Regions from separate parts of the Homo sapiens genome. Here region 1 is linked to region 2. A link is an interaction called in ENCODE POLR2A ChIA-PET data of the cell type or tissue named here. Cell type or tissue: A673. All regions are shown on one strand. Each heading gives the region's core, and the rest is flanking DNA. Links, peaks and the distances in the headings are about the cores only.

The links. Peaks named below come from ENCODE experiments on the same cell type or tissue, not always from the same donor. Only the 100,000 strongest peaks of a DNase experiment are listed, where the experiment ranks them.
Region 1: POLR2A ChIA-PET joins it to region 2 with 5 read pairs; 1 of 35 experiments calls an interaction of 5 or more read pairs at or near these places.

What each region holds. Positions count from the first base shown.
Region 1 is chr2:66,373,993-66,379,377 of GRCh38, forward strand. No RefSeq gene overlaps it. Among named protein-coding and RNA genes, the nearest start is that of LINC01873, 6.6 kb to the right of the region's middle. In A673, for the core only: no CTCF peak of the experiment used is centred there; a DNase peak (open chromatin) is centred at 2,169.
Region 2 is chr2:65,919,652-65,925,036 of GRCh38, forward strand. The region is part of intron 1 of LINC02934 (long intergenic non-protein coding RNA 2934); the gene reads left to right. Among named protein-coding and RNA genes, the nearest start is that of LINC02934, 130 kb to the left of the region's middle. In A673, for the core only: no CTCF peak of the experiment used is centred there; a DNase peak (open chromatin) is centred at 3,330.

The DNA.
Region 1 (5,385 bases), core at 269-5,268, 450 kb after region 2:
TCTTCAGAATTCTCAGGAAATGAAGAGTACTCAGTAGAAGAAAACAAACTAACTCATCATGCAAATGATATGGTAACAAATAATATATACATATTTCCTCAAATCAATATACAAACACCACTCCTCCTGAAAGAGTTTTTAAACAATACCCACGAACTAATCACTGCGAACTCCACAGATGACATAAATCCGGAGATACTTCTTTTCAAACTGAGTCTCAGAAATACTCAGAACTTCTCAATCAGTTGCTCACTCAAAACTGCCAGGAATCCTGACAAGTTCTGATAGTTTCCCAAATGCTTGCTACTTAGCGGGTGTTATATATCCATGAATTGGTATAAAACTGAGTTTTAGTAAACTGAAGAAGAATTGGAAAAACATCTGCTTTATAGAGTTACCCCCTTCCTGGGGAAGAATTAGAGGACTTTACATAGTCAGCCTACAGAGCTAAAGAGTAAGAAGCCAGTAATGACTTCAAACACCCATTGCAAAATGCCAGCACTATTTTTGCAAAAAGAAAATTGAAATATAGATATATGTTTGTCTGTGTGTGTATACAGTGCTAGATGCAAAAACTAATTTTTACAATAGATTATAGGATATCAAGTGTTTTCATAGGTGGAAATAGATCAACAAAGAGAACTGGAGTTGAAAAATGTGAAGTGGTCAAAACATATGATTTTCTTTGACATATAAGAGGGAAGGCTTTGTTTGGAAATATTGTCACTAAGTATTCATTCATTCATTCAACAAGCTTCTAATTTAATGTCTGTTATGTGAAAGGTACAGTGCTGAGAATTCTGATGAGGCAGATACATTAACCACATGGATACCAAAAGAAAAAAAAAACATATTTGGAAAGTGGGTTATTATTCAATGTGAGCCAGACAAGAAGGAAAAGTTATAAACATTCATGAATGCCAATCAATCACTTATAGGAGGAGAAATATTGCAGTGGGGTAACTGTTGCTCATTTAGTATTTTTCACTGGGAAAAATATGTGGATGGGGTAAAACGGTATAGTGATAAAACATATGAGCTCTGGGTCAAGGGGCTAGCAATGTCTAGAGCGCTATTGACCAGCTGCATTAACTGGTCATTCCTTAACCTCTTTGCTCCTTGGTCTATCTAAAATAATGAAAGTAAAGTTCTTAGCATGGCTCCTAGCATTTAATTAGTGCTTTCCACAAGTTAGCTATTTTTATTATGATTATTAGAGTTTAGTTGAGCCTCTGTTTACTGTGTTTAGCATTATCTGTTTCTCTTCTTTATTTTATTATATATAGAACAGGATAGACTATTAACAGGCTTACCAATAATGATGTTTTAGGGAAATAGGAGGAAGAAGAAAGATTACAGAGAAATTACCTATTTACGTTAAAGTTGTATTTGCATGTATTTATTCACTAGCAGCCCAGCAATTTTACCTTTTGAATATTGCTCTGGCCTCTTAATGTTGACTCTGTGGCATTTTAATGAGCTGTTTATTTGGCAAAATGTTTACTTATAACTTAACTACTCATTTGGTTTGTTCCTACTTTAATTTTGATTCTAACATGTTAGATAATTTTAATCTAATGTTTCTCTGATCTTCATGCACAACCCAAACACGTGTATAAGAGCATTCATTTCAAAGCACAGCAACGCTCTTTTGGTGGTCTTGTTTTGTAGGGGCAATGGGGTGGGGAGAAACAATCTATTCGGAAGCAACTAATTGTAAATGAGCAGTAAGTCAAAGTATCTCTTTTCTGGAAGACTGATTTAAAAATCTTTCTTTGCATTACCTTGTCTTTATGAAACTTGTAATAAAAATGTCCTAGAATATCCCACAACAACTCTTTGTAATGAGATACAATTCAGCTTGAAAGCTAAAGGATGCAAGATCATTTTGATGAGATGTCACGTATAAGGCACTGATCTCTGAGAGGGATGATATGGAATCTCCAGAGTAAGTCATCAGTCCTAACAACTGAAGAACTGAGAAGAGAACCAGGAAAAAACTGTTACAGGTAGGAAATGCAGTTATTTATGACTCATTCCTGCTGCCCTGTGAGTGACTGATGTTAAATTTCCTCAAAAAGTACCTCGAATTAGGAAGACAACTTTTCTCTGTCAGCCTGAGACTATATATCTTTAAAATGGGAGGTGACTCATGACCATTTTTAACACTGATTAACCCCCCAGTGTGATGTTCACATATAGAAGAGTATGACTTCGAGCTTCCTGAAATGTATCGTCTGAGAAAATAGTGGGAAATGCTATACAGAAAAGAAGGGCCGGGATTGAGAGGGGATGAGAAACCACCCCTGCCCTCCAACACACAAGCAAAATATTCACAATGTATTCATTCCTCCATACTGCTATTTTTTCTGCTATCTTTGCCTCTTAGCTTGCGGGGCATATCTCCCAACACACACACACACACACACACACACACACACACACCCCATGAGAGAGAGAGAAAGAAACAGCTAGATCATCTGGATCCATTTAGGGGCTGAATTTCCTAAGTGCCAGTGAGATAAACAGACCCTATAATATAGTTGTCACCTGAACAAACCAATGTTTGATCAATGTTCCATTTGCCTGGTGGAGTGTGAACCTTGCCTGAGTGCTGAAATGACAAATATTAGTAAATTATTATCATCAGCCATCATCAGACAGTTGGTTCATTGTCCTGCATGGAGTGAATTATGAATTAGGAATCTATATGTAGCTATAAACGGTACCACAGCATGACCAGATCATTGAACAATTGATTCAGCTGCTCCATGCTTTCTGAACAGATCAAATCCCTCATCCGGAACCACTGAATCCGCAGTGGCATCTCTCCCCTAGAAGCTCTTAGCACTAATGCCGGTACCAGTAGTCTTCAATCATTTTCAATGATTAGAATCAGTTTAAAAGTAAGCATGCACCATCAACAGTTATATAGTTGTTAATTTATAAATTAAAAATTGCACATTATGAAAGACATTGAATAGGAATTAGAAAAGAGTGAGCTAAGAGGAAATAAATATTTAAGATATTTTTATTTTATTTATTAACAATGCAAAAAATCTTTTTGCTCTCACCTAAAATGTTAATGTGTATAGTTTCTTCCTGGATATTTCTTATCAACATTCAAAATCTTGGTTTTATTTGAAAATGCTTGGTTTTATTGTCTGTTAAAAACTTAAAAAGTTACTTTACAAAGATGCGTCAGTCTGAATGAAAGAGGCATATCATATCGTTGGTTACATGTACCAAAGAATTATGTTGGCCGAGTTGGCCAGGCGCGGAGGCTCACGCCTGTAAACCCAGCACTTTGAGAGCCCGAGGCGGGTGGATCACGAGGTCAGGAGATCGAGACCATCCTGGCTAACACGGTGAAACCCCGTCTCTACTAAAAATACAAAACAAATTTAGCCGGGCGTGGTGGCAGGTGCCTGTAGTCCCAGCTACTGGGGAGGCTGAGGCAGGAGAATCGCGTGAACCCGGGAGGCGGAGACTGCAGTGAGCCGAGATCATGTCACTGCACTCCAGCTTGGGTGCCTGGGTGACAGAGCGAGACTCAGTCTAAAATTAAAAACAAAGTTTATGTTTAATTTTCAGTCTCATTCTACTATTATCAAATAGCTTTTGTTGAAATTTGGCAGGTGAATTTTCATGTTCCCTGTTAGAAATGAATCAGAAGGTGTGATGTGTTAATATTTTTGATGCACTGATTCAAAACTCACTAAAATTCTTTATTTTGAGGAATTTTAAAAAGATGAGAAGATTTTACTTTCCAAGTTCTTAAACTATAGAGCTACAAGGAGCTTTATAGGGAACATATATGATTTTCAGAAATAAAAATTACATAAAGTTGTAAATATTTTAAGAAGCAATTTTCAAAATGTTCTCCTTAGAGAACGAAGTTTGTTTCCAAAGGCAGTTTCTTCTTCCTTAATGTTAAAAGCGTCATTAGCTTAAGGAAAGGCTCAGAATGAATGTAAATACATATTTCAAGTAACCTTTCTGATCCCTCTGATTCCCGCCCCCGCAACCCCCGGCCTTTTTTTTTTTTTTTTCTAACATCTGATCTGATCTGGCTATGTCATCATTGCTTTTTCCACTGTAAAAAGACTTTTCTCAAAATGAAGAGTTTTTCCAAGGCGCAGAAGGCCAGGTCAGCCATGTGGTTTTTGCTCATTTGTGTGTGCATTATTCATACAACATTGTCTTCAGATTCTGTTTTCTTGATGAACTCTTTTGGAGCCACTTGTCCATTTTGTGAGAATTCATTTAAATTATTACTGTCAGCATAATTGCATAGCTGTAAACTGCAACATGTCTATATGCTAAGTGAACAACTAGGGATGCTGTGGATGATCCAGAGGGTTTTGGAATTTCCATTCTTTCTTGGGAAGCTTACTTACCACATGAAATTACGGTAATAAATGAATGAGACTACCGGTTTCAGTCCATACATTTAATACTTCAGAGCTTAACTGATTTCTTATTTTATTAGAAATACTTAAACAGTGTTTTAGACTTTCTTCCTACACCTGCCATATTGGATCCCCTTACACAGCCCACTTGGGGGACTCCTGGTCTATCTAACTTCTTTGACTTCAGGGCTTTGCATAAGCTATTCTCTACCTGGACCATTCTGCTCTCCCTCTCTCCTTAGCTACCAACTGCTACTTACCTTTCCGGTTTCATCTGTAATACCATTTCCTCATGTAGACATTCCCAGATGTTCCCTGTGCTCTCAGTTTAGGCGAGGTCTCTCTGTCATAAGCTCTTACTGAACCCTACTGCTTCCTCACAGAGCCCTTCCTAGCACATAGTAACAGATTTACCTGTGTGGTTGAGAATGGGCTCTCTACTCTCCAGAAAATGTAAGTTCTCAGTCCGTAAGAATAGAGACCATACCCATATTCCATTGCATGCTCAGCACTTAGCGCTGCGCTTCACAAAGGGCATCCAATGGATATTTGCAGAATAAATGAATGAATGATTGATAGACTATGAATCTGGGACTTACTCATTTACGCGACATCATAGATCACACAGTTATGCCCCCTTATGTAATTGATAGGAAAACTATAACATAAGAGGTCTATGTGGCACACTCCAGTCACACTGTTAGTTGATAACAGTAGTAGGAAGAAAACCTGAGGCTCTTGGTCTCCAGGCCCAGCACTTTTTGTACGCATTTCAGAAGGTGCTAAAGAAAAGCTAACTTTGAAAACCGCCTCCTTATTTAGATAATCAGATATCCTGAGACCAAAAGCCGTCTTGAAAGAGCATATAAAATAAATTTATGAAAATGAATACTTAAAATCAGTAAAACATATGTAGTCATGATTGTGTTTAAAAAAAAACAGTAAAACAAAGGATCTAGTAGAAAAGCTTTGT
Region 2 (5,385 bases), core at 299-5,298:
GGAGGGCCCCTGATGGGAAGGATAGGGCAAATATACCGGTTCACCGCAGGGACAGAGGGAACCGTCAATCACCCAGCCATTCAAACCCCAAGGGTTTTTGAGGTTTGACATAAACAAACACTCCTTTAGTCACCATCTTTCTGGCAACGTGATTGTGCTGCCTTTTGAAGGAGGACTCAAAGAGTCATCAAGTCATGAGGTTTTATTGACCTCAGAGGCACTGGGAGGGGCTGCTGGAGGCATCTTGGGCCTTTGGCTGCCTGGATAAGGTGGCCTAGTCTTTGCTCCTTTTCTTCTATTTTTATTTCACTCTGCGGTGTTGGTTAGGAGGACACAGAACCTAGAGGCAATGTTTGGAAGTGCAGAGTATGGTGCAGGAGTCATTTCCTGACAAACACTCAAGTTTGTCATTTCTCCATTCTTCCTATTTGAAGCACACCTCACCCAACTGCTGCTCAGATTAAGAAGATCCCGCAGCATCCCCATGGCCTTTCATTGCTCCTGGAATTCTTGCTCCTTTTGGGTGTGCTTTGTTCGTTTCATAATTGGACTCTTAATTCAGCAATAGCTCTGGCCAATAGCTATTAATTATCACTTTGCTTGGTCTTCCCATGGCAATTATTAATTAAACTTCCTAGAGAGTCATAAAGACTCTCTAGGAAATTAAAGACTGTAATAATATTTTAGGAAGCAGTGTCCCATGATGTTGGAGGTCTACATTCTGTTCCAAAGGCAGAGCAGAGTTTGTTTGTTTAATTCACAAACATTTACTGAGTCCCCTCTAGGTAGAAGGCCCCATTCCAGGTTCCAGGCATACACTGCAGATGGCTCCTACTCTAGGGAGGAACTGAAGGTCATGGTGTGGAGTGTTTTTTGATCCAACTCTTAATTCCTATTGATTCTCCTTTCTCAACTTATGCCATTCCATTGAGAATCAGGTCCAACTTTCCCTTCTACTTTTATTACCCACTGTTCCCTCCCACAACCTTAAGGAGCACTCAGGTTAATTGCTCCTTTTCTGAGTTCCTATGGTAACTTTGTATAAACCTCTATTATAGAACTAATATTTTTATCATCATTAAAAAAACCTCAGTTGCTTCTCCCACTCTCAGTAAATTTTGCCAGGGTGAAAATTGCGTCCTCTTCAGCTGTGTACTGGATATCACCTAGCCTAGGGCTTAGCTGTTGGTGTTTAGTAAATATTGAAGTTTTGCAATTTCAACTTAAGATCAGCCTCAGAGTGCGGGCTCAGTTCTAAGAAAAACTTTAGAGTGGGAGCGGGGAGAACAAAGAGCAAAGTGGGCAAGGCCACGGAGCTGGCCTTCCATGGAGGTCAAGGTTCTGCTCAATCCAGCCCCTTAAGTAGCGCTGGCCCACCCCACTGCACGCTACAAGGAGCACAACCATTTCTGCTCAATCCACATGGTGTTTCCAGCTTCAACTTAGACTCTGCCCCTTTCTGTGCTCCTTGATCTCATCTTCTCTAGATACTTCTAATCCCTTAGCTTCAAGCTCCAGCTTCAAGGCTTTCTTTCTCTCTAAATTGCTTGGGCATGATTTTCTGGCTCTGACCCATAGCACTCCCCCTTGGACCTGATGTGGCACTTTACCCTCTGCTCTGGCATCTCAGGGCCAAGGTCTTGCCTGTCACAAAGCCCCTACTGACTCATACCCCAGAGTAGCTGGCTGACCCTGTGATAGGATTTTAGGGAAAAGCCACAATGAGCCAATCAGTACTCCATGTCCAAATTTCCTCCCTTAACATATAGCTTTCACAATAGCTCCCAGAAATATTTTCTGCTTTTATTCAAAATGCAAAGGCCCATGGATGGAGTCATTTAAGTCTCTAGCATGTATAGTATGTGCAAAAGAATTGGAAAGAAATTTTTTTGGGAGGAAGATAGATCTTGTGGCTGGTGGGATTCAGTTTTGGAGAAAGGCTCTACTGCAGTGCAGATAAAAGCTGGAAAGACGAGTGCCACCCATACTGCAGAAGGGGTAGACTCTGGGGGGTATCTGTTGTTTTTGCCACCCAATATCCATTCACCTTTCTTCTGGTAAAGGTAATCTGATTCTTCTCTTTGGAACCACTGTTCCAACAACTTCAGCCTATAAAGTTTGAGTGGTGTTGAGTCAACCACTGACTTTGGAAGGGCACATATGAGTCAGGTTGGCCAGTAATACATCCTATCCCTGGCCACTGAGATGGTTCAGGGAGCGTCAAGCCTAAGACTTTCATTCAAACTTACAAGGAAAATAACTGTCCCTTTTCTCCTGTGCTTGCAGTTGTGAGAGTTTCAGCCTGGAGAGGACCACCCTGCTGGAAGGGTGTCCTGGGAATGAAGTCCACGTAGGTGAGAACACACACCAGGGATATGTAGCTGGATGGACTCAGCAGCCCTTGGGGAATAAAGCCAGGTGTGCTTTCTATATTTCTACTAAGATCATTTTTTCTATTTTTTTTTCTACTCCAGTTTCAGTTGCTATTTTTTCTGTCATTTTGCAACCAAAGCTGCCCTGACTAACATAGCACTAGGGGAAGCATCTCTGGGTTTGATCGAGGTCAGAAGGCGTGAGCTTAAACCACACCTGTGTCACTCACCAGCCGTGTACTTAGCTTCCCAGAGTCTTGGTTTCCTTATCTGTAGAACTCAGTGAATAGTGTCTATACTGCAGTGTTTTAGTCAACATTCTTGGTAGTAAGCAGCTGAAATGACTCTGGTTAACTTAAGCAGAAAAGTGCTTCATTGGAGGCGTATCAGGTAATTCACAGAACTGAGGAGAAGGCTGGAACCAGGCTTGCAAAATGGGCAGAGACCAAGAGGAGCTGAGCAGCCAGAACCTCAGCTAAAATGCAGCTAGGACCTGCATTTTACCTCTCCATGCACCCCCAAAGATACACATGGCTCATAGGTCATTCCTCTTGGTGTTACTTGCTCCTTATTCAAAGCTTGCCTGGGGCTGCATATCCTGTTGGTCAGAAGGTAGAGAGTTCCTTTTTTGTTGTTGTTGAAGCAGAGTCTCACTCTGTTGCCCAGGTTGGAATACCTGGTGCAATCATGGCTCACTGTAGCCTGTGCTTCCTGGGCATAAGCAATCCTCCCACCTCAGCCTCCCAAGTAGCTGGAATTAGAGGTGCATACCACCATGCCTGGATAATTTTTGTAGAGATGGGGTTTCACTGTGTTGCCCAGGCTGGTCTTAAACCCCTGGACTCAAGCGACCTGCCAGCCTTGGCCTCCTAAAGTGTTGGGATTACAGGACAGGAGAGAGCCACTGTGCCCAGCCAAGTTTCTTTACAAGGCTTGGGTATTGAGCAACCTGGCATAATGACAAAAGTTCATGACAAATAGCTGCTACGAGAATTATAGGAAGTCACGGCTGTAAAAGCCTGCCGTACTGTTTTATCAAGGCTAGTTCCTCTTTCCTTTCCTCACATTTCTGATCAGGGCTGACCCTACTGATCTTTGTCTTCAGAGAACCAACTCTGCCAAAGCCCCAGATCTAACAGGCCACATGAGGCTGGACAGAATTTTTCCTCCTCTGTACACCAAGACATTTAATGACTTTTCTTCTTGTTGGATATGTCTTCATTCTGTTAAGTTTTCCCAACTTTCCTTTGCTGTTTGTAGTGACAACTACTCCTTTAGTCTGTTAGATTCTTGAGGGCATAGTTAGCATCTATTGCATCAATTTCCTAAAACTGCTTAGGTTATATTCTAACACATGCTGGCTGCTTTTTGGATCAATGTTTATTTACTGATTGGTCCAAAATTAGGACTGGCTGTTTGACCATTTCAGGAAGACCGTGGATGGGTTGTATTTCTTATGCCAATACCTGTGCCTGGCATATATAAGTATCCAATATGTATTTGTTGAATGAATGGGTGGATGGTATATAGTAGGTGGCCTCTAGTACCATGCTACAAAAATATTGAATATAGCTGCAGCAACATTGCTCCAAGACTGCTGCTCGTTCCTGTAAGTGTGTCCTTGTGCTATGACACTTGATAACTATCTCACTCATTGCCACCAGATCAATGTAAATGATATTAGTGACGGCTTACTGAGCACTGCCTAATCTCATGTAAAAGGCAGAGGTGTGCACTGGGGAATTGAATGCCTCATTATATGGTGGACAGAAGGGCTGGGAAGCCATTCCAACAATAGGCATCTAGGAAGACCTATTATGTACTGGGTGCTGATACACAAAGTTGACAGAAATGTAGCCTGTGCCTTTGAGGAACTCAGAGGCTAGTGGGCTCACGAAGTCTGGCTTCTTAGATGCTCAGAAATGAGTCCTTAGCAAAGACTGTATCCTTGGGAAGCATAAATAAAAGGTGGAAAGATTGCCGTATGTTGGTGTAGGTTTTAAGTTCCAGGGAATTCTCTTGGAGAAAAGATTTCTAAACATTTCTTTTCTATAATTCAGGCTTACTCAATATAGTCGTCCTTGTTTCCTGACATCTCCGATATCTCTCAAGATAGCTTATTATCAAAGTTCCAGGACTTAATCTTTTTTTTTATTTTTTATTTTTTATTTTATTATTATTATACTTTAAGCTTTAGGGTACATGTGCACAATGTGCAGGTTAGTTACACATGTATACATGTGCCATGCTGGTGTGCTGCACCCATTAACTCATCATTTAGCATTAGGTATATCTCCTAAAGCTATCCCTCCCCCCTCCCCCCACCCCACAACAGTCCCCAGAGTGTGATGTTCCCCTTCCTGTGTCTATGTGTTCTCATTGTTCAATTCCCACCTATGAGTGAGAATATGTGGTGTTTGGTTTTTTGTTCTTGCTATAGTTTACTGACAATGATGATTTCCAATTTCATCCATGTCCCTACAAAGGACATGAACTCATCATTTTTTATGGCTGCATAGTATTCCATGGTGTATATGTGCCACATTTTCTTAATCCAGTCTATCATTGATGGACATTTGGGTTGGTTCCAAGTCTTTGCTATTGTGAATAGTGCCGCAATAAACATACATGTGCATGTGTCTTTATAGCAGCATGATTTATAGTCCTTTGGGTATATACCCAGTAATGGGATGGCTGGGTCAAATGGTATTTCCAGTTCCAGATCCCTGAGGAATCACCACACCGACTTCCACAAGGGTTGAACTAGTTTACAGTCCCAACAACAGTGTAAAAGTGTTCCTATTTCTCCATATCCTCTCCAGCACCTGTTGTTTCCTGACTTTTTAATGATTGCCATTCTAACTGGTGTGAGATGGTATCTCATTGTGGTTTTGATTTGCATTTCTCTGATGGCCAGTGATGGTGAGCATTTTTTCTGTGTTTTTTGGCTGCATAAATGTCTTCTTTTGAGAAGTGTCTGTTCATGTCCTTTGCCCACTTTTTGATGGGGTTG